2 separate regions of the Homo sapiens genome follow, and region 2 is linked to region 1. Evidence: read pairs that join two places in POLR2A ChIA-PET (ENCODE). Cell type or tissue: B cell. All regions are shown on one strand. Links, peaks and the distances in the headings refer to the core of each region. The heading gives the core; the rest is flanking DNA. Region 1 overlaps PREX1 (phosphatidylinositol-3,4,5-trisphosphate dependent Rac exchange factor 1). Region 2 overlaps NCOA3 (nuclear receptor coactivator 3).

Region 1 (2,915 bases), core at 139-2,638:
GGAGGCTGAGGTCAGGTCCTGCAGAGCCCTTCTGGATGGGGTTCTCAGAGAAGCGGGGAGCGGCTGATGGGCTGGGCAGGGCAGTGGGTGACCACATTTGCCTTTTGTGACGATCCCTTTGTGTCACTCCACCCAGGGATGCCTAAGTGATCTAGGCCAGTGGTCCCCAGCCGTTTTGGCACCAGGGACGGGTTTCCTGGAAGACATTTTTTTCCACGGACCTAGGGGTGGGGAAGGGATGGTTTCAGGATGATTCAAACACATTACATTTGTTGTATACTTTGTTTCTATTATTATTACATTGTAACATATAATGAAATAATTATGCAACTCACCATAATGTAGAATCAGTGGGAACCCTGAGCTTGTTTTCCTGCAACTAGACAGTCCCATCTGGGGGTGATGGGAGACAGTGACAGATCATCAGGCATTAGATTCTCGTAAGGAGGGTGCAACCTAGATCCCCGGCATGGGTGGTTTGCAGTAGGGTTTGTGCTCCTATGAGAATCTGATGCTGCTGCTGATGTGACAGGAGGCGGAGCTCAGGTGGTCATGCGGGCAATGGGGATGGCTCTAAATACAGATGAAGCTTTGCTTCTTGCCTGCTGCTCACCTCCTGCTGTGTGGCCCGGTTCCTAACAGCCCACGGCCCAGGGATTGGGGACGCTGATTTAGGCCTCCCAACTCCTGGTCTTCCCACGAGGCTACACTATTCTCCTTCCCCTAATTAAATTCTCCCAATTTTTGAACTGAAGAAGCAGTATAGCCCCATGGGAAAGAGACTTGGCTCTGAAGCCCCTGGGGCCTGCACTTAGGTCTGGCTCCGTCCTCCTCCTCTGCATGACTTTGAGCAAATAACTCTGTTCCTTGTCTGTGAAATGGGGGTGTAGGAGTCGCTTCCTCCTGTACCCCTGGCATTGGCATGCAGTAAGCACTTAATATGTGTTGCAGCTGGTTGTCGTGTCCACGTTTCATTGGAAATGCAGGCATTATCTAGTTCTGACAGCTTAGTATCCCAAGGTTTCCCTTATCTGATCTTTCTAAATGGCTTCTTGCTTTCTAAACTCAGGAACTGAATAGATCTGAATAGTGAAAGATACTTGATGTTGCTGTAATTATTATAGTAATTACTGTTATTAGACCATCTGTCCTTAATGAATATTTGTTTGTAGATACTTTTGTGGGTGGGGAAAGAAAGCATTTTGCAGCTTACTAAACATATGCCAAACAATGTATGAAATGTATAGCTAGACTGTATGATAATATCTGTTTTGTAGTAATCATAATAACAGAGTATTAGGATTGTGTTTGGCCGTGATTCATGGAGATACAACAGGTTTGCTTTTCTTTCGTGTACATGTTTCGAGCTAGCAGTCGTATTAGTTTCTTGTGCCTTTAAACAGCACAGATTTATTATCTTACACTTCTGGAGGTCAGGAGTCTGAACTGGGTCTTACGGGGCTGAAATCAAGGTGCCAGCAGGGCTGTGCTCCTGGGGGGTCTGGGGAGAATCCGTTTCCTTGCCTTTTCCAGCTTCCAGAGGCCCCTGCATTCCTTGGCTTGTGGCCTCGTCCATCTCCCAGCCAGCAGCATAGCGTCTTCTGGTCTTCCTCTGACCCCTGGCACTCACTCTCCTACCTCCCTCTTTTTCTTTCTTTCTTTCTTTTTTTTTTTTTTTTGAGAAAGAGTCTTGCTCTGTCTCCCAGGTTGGAGTGTAGTGGCGCTATCTTGGCTCACTGCAACCACTGCTTCCCGTGTTCAAGCAATTCTCACGCCTCAGCCTTCCAAGAGCTGGGACCACAGGTGTGCACCACCACATCTGGCTAATTTTTTAATTTTTACTAGAGATTGGGTTTTGGTATGTTGGCCAGGCTGGTCTCAAAATCCTGACCTCAAGTGATCCACCCACCTCGGCCTCCCAAAGTGCTGGGATTATAGGCTTCAGCCATCGTGCCTAGCCCCTCTTTTCCTTTTAAGGATCCTTGTGATTATGTTGGGCCCACCTCAATGCTATTGATAATCCCCCCCTTTCCAAGATCCTTACCTTAATCACATCTGCAGAGTCCCTTTTGCCATGGAAGGTGGTGTATTCACAGGTTCCGTGGATTAGTATGTGGACGTCTTTGAGGGATTATTGTTCAGCCCACCACAATGGTCAAGGGCTGTTGGGGCCTCTCTGAGAGTCCTCTGATGTCTGCAAGCTCTGGGTCCTTTCTGTCCTGCAAGTTCTCCCTCCTTTCACGTTGGATCAGAAGGCCTGGCACTGTATTGGGCTCCAGGGACAGAAGTTTCTTCCCTTGTGGAGCTTGGGGGTCACAACTTTAATGATGTGGCCCCATCACTAGTGGGAAGTGAGTGGCTGGTCAGGGAAGCTGAGATCGCAAGAGAGGGTTAGAGTGGATGTGGCAGAAAGTCAGAGCCTGGACTCTGATGGCCCCGAGGTCAGAGGCCAGCTTTGTCTGCTTAGCTGCATGCTCTGAGGCTGCCGCGTCAGCCACTGAGAACCTCGGTCTCCTTTTTCGTAAAATGGAGATGAGATTGTCTAGGATGAGGCAATCGTGGGAAGCATTGGGTACATAGTTGACACTCCCTAAACTGAAGACCCCAAGCTGCAGCCAAGCAGCCAGTGTCTGTACTCCTAAGACTGGCCCTTCTGCTGCCAGAATTCCCTCCCTGGGGCCGAGCAGGCTCTGGGAAAAATCAATGGGAGGAAACCTCCATGGCTGCACCTCCCTCACTGAGGCCTGGGCCCTGAATGCCACTATTTTTACATTCTCTCACTTTTGTGCATTGTTTCCTGACTCTACAAATACAATCCTTCACCAGCTAAGGGGGGACTGCTCGCCCTCCAGCCCCAGGAACAATTGTTTGGGAAGATGGAAAAAAAATAGTTGGACTGAGGAAAAAACAAAACC
Region 2 (2,915 bases), core at 286-2,785, 1.2 Mb after region 1:
CCAGGTTCAAGTGATCCTCCCACCTCAGCCTCCCAAATGGCTGGGATTACCGGCACACACCACCACCACGCCTGGTTAATTCTTACATCGTTTTGGTAGAGATGGAATCTTGCCATGTTGCCCACGCTGGTCTCATGGAGCTAAAGGGATCCACCTGCCTTAGCTTCCCCAAGTGCTGGGATGGAGCTACCCACCAGGCCACAATAAAGTATTTTTTTAATTAAGGTATATACATTGTTTCTTTAGACATAATGCTACTGCACACTTAACAGAATGGAGTGTAAACATAACTTTTTATCTACTGGGAAACCAAAAAATTAGTGACTCATTTTATCACAATATTCATTTTATCACAATGGTCTGAGGTATGCCTGTATTTTTTTTTCTTCTACCATGTGAACTATTCCAAAGATAACAGAAAAAAAGTACAGACTTACAGTAGCTGCCTAGCTTCTTGCCACGGTCTGGCACAACGGAAGTGCCATCATTCCTCCCTGGTTTTATTCAAGTACCCAATGCATTCCTCACTTGTCAAGGAAAGTAAACTCAACTGGAGCCACAGCAGCTTGTTGCCTGGTCTTCTTCCAGGACCAATGCAGCTTCTGTGCCAAAAATAGAACTTGAAAGGAAATACTGACTATAAAACAAAAGCAAACAAAATAGTGGCCTGTATGTCTTCTTGCTCTGCCAGAGTTGTTTTTAACAAAAGACTTAAAAGCCACCAGGTATGGTGGCTCATGACTGTAATCCCAATCCTTTGTGAGGCTGGAGGAACACTTGAGGACAGGAGTTCAAGACCAGCCTGGGCAACACAGAAAGACCCCATCTCTACAAAAAGAAAGTAAAATAATTGGCCTGGCACGGTGGCTCACACCTGTAATCCCAGCACTTTGGGAGGCCAAGGTGGGTGGATCACCTGAGGTCAGGAGTTGGAGACCAGCCTGGCCAACATGGTGAAACCCCGTCTCTACTAAAAATACAAAATATTGGCCGGGCACGGTAGCATGTACCTGTAATCCCAGCTACTTGTGAGGCTGAGGCAAGAGAATCACTTGAACCCAGGAGGCAGAGGTTGCAGTGAGCCAAGATCATGCCACTGCACTCCAGTCTGGGCAACAACAATGAAACTCAGTCTCAAAAAAGAAAGAAAAGAATTAGCCAGGTGTGATGACATGAACCTTTACTCCCAACTACTTGGGAGGTTGAGGTGAGAGGATCACTTGAGCCCAGGAGTTCGAGGTTGAGTGAGCTGTGATTGCACCACTGCACTGCACTCTAGCCTGGGCCAATAGTATAACATCCTAGCTCTTTAAAAAAAAAAAAGAAAGAAAGAAAAGTACTCAAATATTTTATGTTACATCAAACAAAACAAAGTACAACCGAGTGCAGTGGCTCACACCTGTAATCCTAGCACTTTGGGAGGCCGAGGCGGGGGGATCACAAGGTCAAGAGATCAAGACCATCCTGACCAACATGGCGAAACTCCATCTCTACTAAAAATACAAAAATTAGCTGGGTGTGGTGGTGCACACCTGTAGTCCCAGCTACTCGGGAGGCTGAGGCAGGAGAATCGCTTGAACCCAGGAGGCAGAGGTTGCAGTGAGCTAAGATCACATCACTGCACTCCAGCCTGGTGACAGAGCAAGACTCCGTCTCAAAATACATACATACATACATACATACATACATACATACATACATACATACATAGTACTATACCATGTAAACTGTTAGTACTAATAGTACTTTTTTAAATTTCTTCTTTTTCTTTTTTGACAGTCTTGCTATGTTGCCCAGGCTGGCTTCCAACTCCTGGGCTCAAGCAATCTTCCTGCCTCAGTCTCCCAAGTACTCAGGACTACAGGTACACGCCACTCTACCCAGCTATGCTTACTCTTTAAAAAGCACATTAGGGCTAGGCGCAGTGGCTCATGCCTGTAATCTCAACACTGTGGGTGGCCAAGGTGGGTTAACTGCATGAGCTCAGGATTTCAAGACCAGCCTGGGCACACGGCAAAACCTGTCTCTGCAAAAAATACAAAAATTAGCTGGGCATGGTAGCACGTGCCTGTGGTCCCAGCTATTCTGGAGGCTGAGGTGAAAGGATCGCTTGAGCCCAGGAGGTTGAGGGTGCGGTGAGCTGAAATGGCACCACTGCACTCCAGCCTGGGAGACAGAGCAAGACCCTATCTCAAAAATAAATAAATAAGGTGATATAGATAAGGGGGAAGAAGAGGGAGAAGAAAGTAATTTCAGGTCTGGGAAGGGCTCTCCTAAGATACAACATTTAATCCAAGAGCTAAAAGGAACCAACCACACGACTGTTCCAGACAGATAGCGCTATATAATGGTGGATTTCATTATTCATGTTAATTATAGTTAATCAATTAACTATTTTATTATCATTATGTCCAATAGCCCCAAGCTTCTTCCAAATTCCAGCTTGGGACTCACACTGTAGACCAATGAGAACTGGGAACAAAAAGGGAGGGGTGGGAGAAGTCAGCCACAGTGGCTCACGCCTGTAATCCTAGCACTTTGGGAGGCCGAGGCAGGTGGATCACTTGAGGTCTGGAGTTCGAGACCAGCCTGGCCAACATGATGAAAGCCCATCTCTACTGAAAATACAAAAATTAGCCAGAAATCGCTTGAACCCGGGAGGCAGAGGTTGCAGTGAGCCAAGATCGTGCGACTGCACTCCAGCCTGGGCAACAGAGAGAAACTCAGCATCAAATAAAAAAAAATTTTTAAATGGTGGGAGAGGGAATGACATGCTTCATTTTTAAACTTAGGTTTAATGGTGTCAATGAAAGAACCATACAAAGCTAGTATACAACATCACTTTTAGGAAGTATAAGAAGTTAGTGGATGGTCATGGGAGTATTATCAAAAATAATGCTTGTTCCAATGGATCT

What was found. Peaks named below come from ENCODE experiments on the same cell type or tissue, not always from the same donor. Only the 100,000 strongest peaks of a DNase experiment are listed, where the experiment ranks them.
Region 2: POLR2A ChIA-PET joins it to region 1 with 5 read pairs; 1 of 35 experiments calls an interaction of 5 or more read pairs at or near these places.

Annotation. Positions count from the first base shown.
Region 1 is chr20:48,763,546-48,766,460 of GRCh38, reverse strand. The region is part of intron 1 of PREX1 (phosphatidylinositol-3,4,5-trisphosphate dependent Rac exchange factor 1); the gene reads left to right. Among named protein-coding and RNA genes, the nearest start is that of PREX1, 63 kb to the left of the region's middle. RefSeq lists a silencer at 1,397-1,575 and an enhancer at 2,789-2,915. In B cell, for the core only: no CTCF peak of the experiment used is centred there; no DNase peak of the experiment used is centred there; H3K27ac peaks cover 834 bases.
Region 2 is chr20:47,565,808-47,568,722 of GRCh38, reverse strand. The region is part of intron 1 of NCOA3 (nuclear receptor coactivator 3); the gene reads right to left. Among named protein-coding and RNA genes, the nearest start is that of NCOA3, 65 kb to the right of the region's middle. In B cell, for the core only: no CTCF peak of the experiment used is centred there; no DNase peak of the experiment used is centred there; H3K27ac peaks cover 1,114 bases.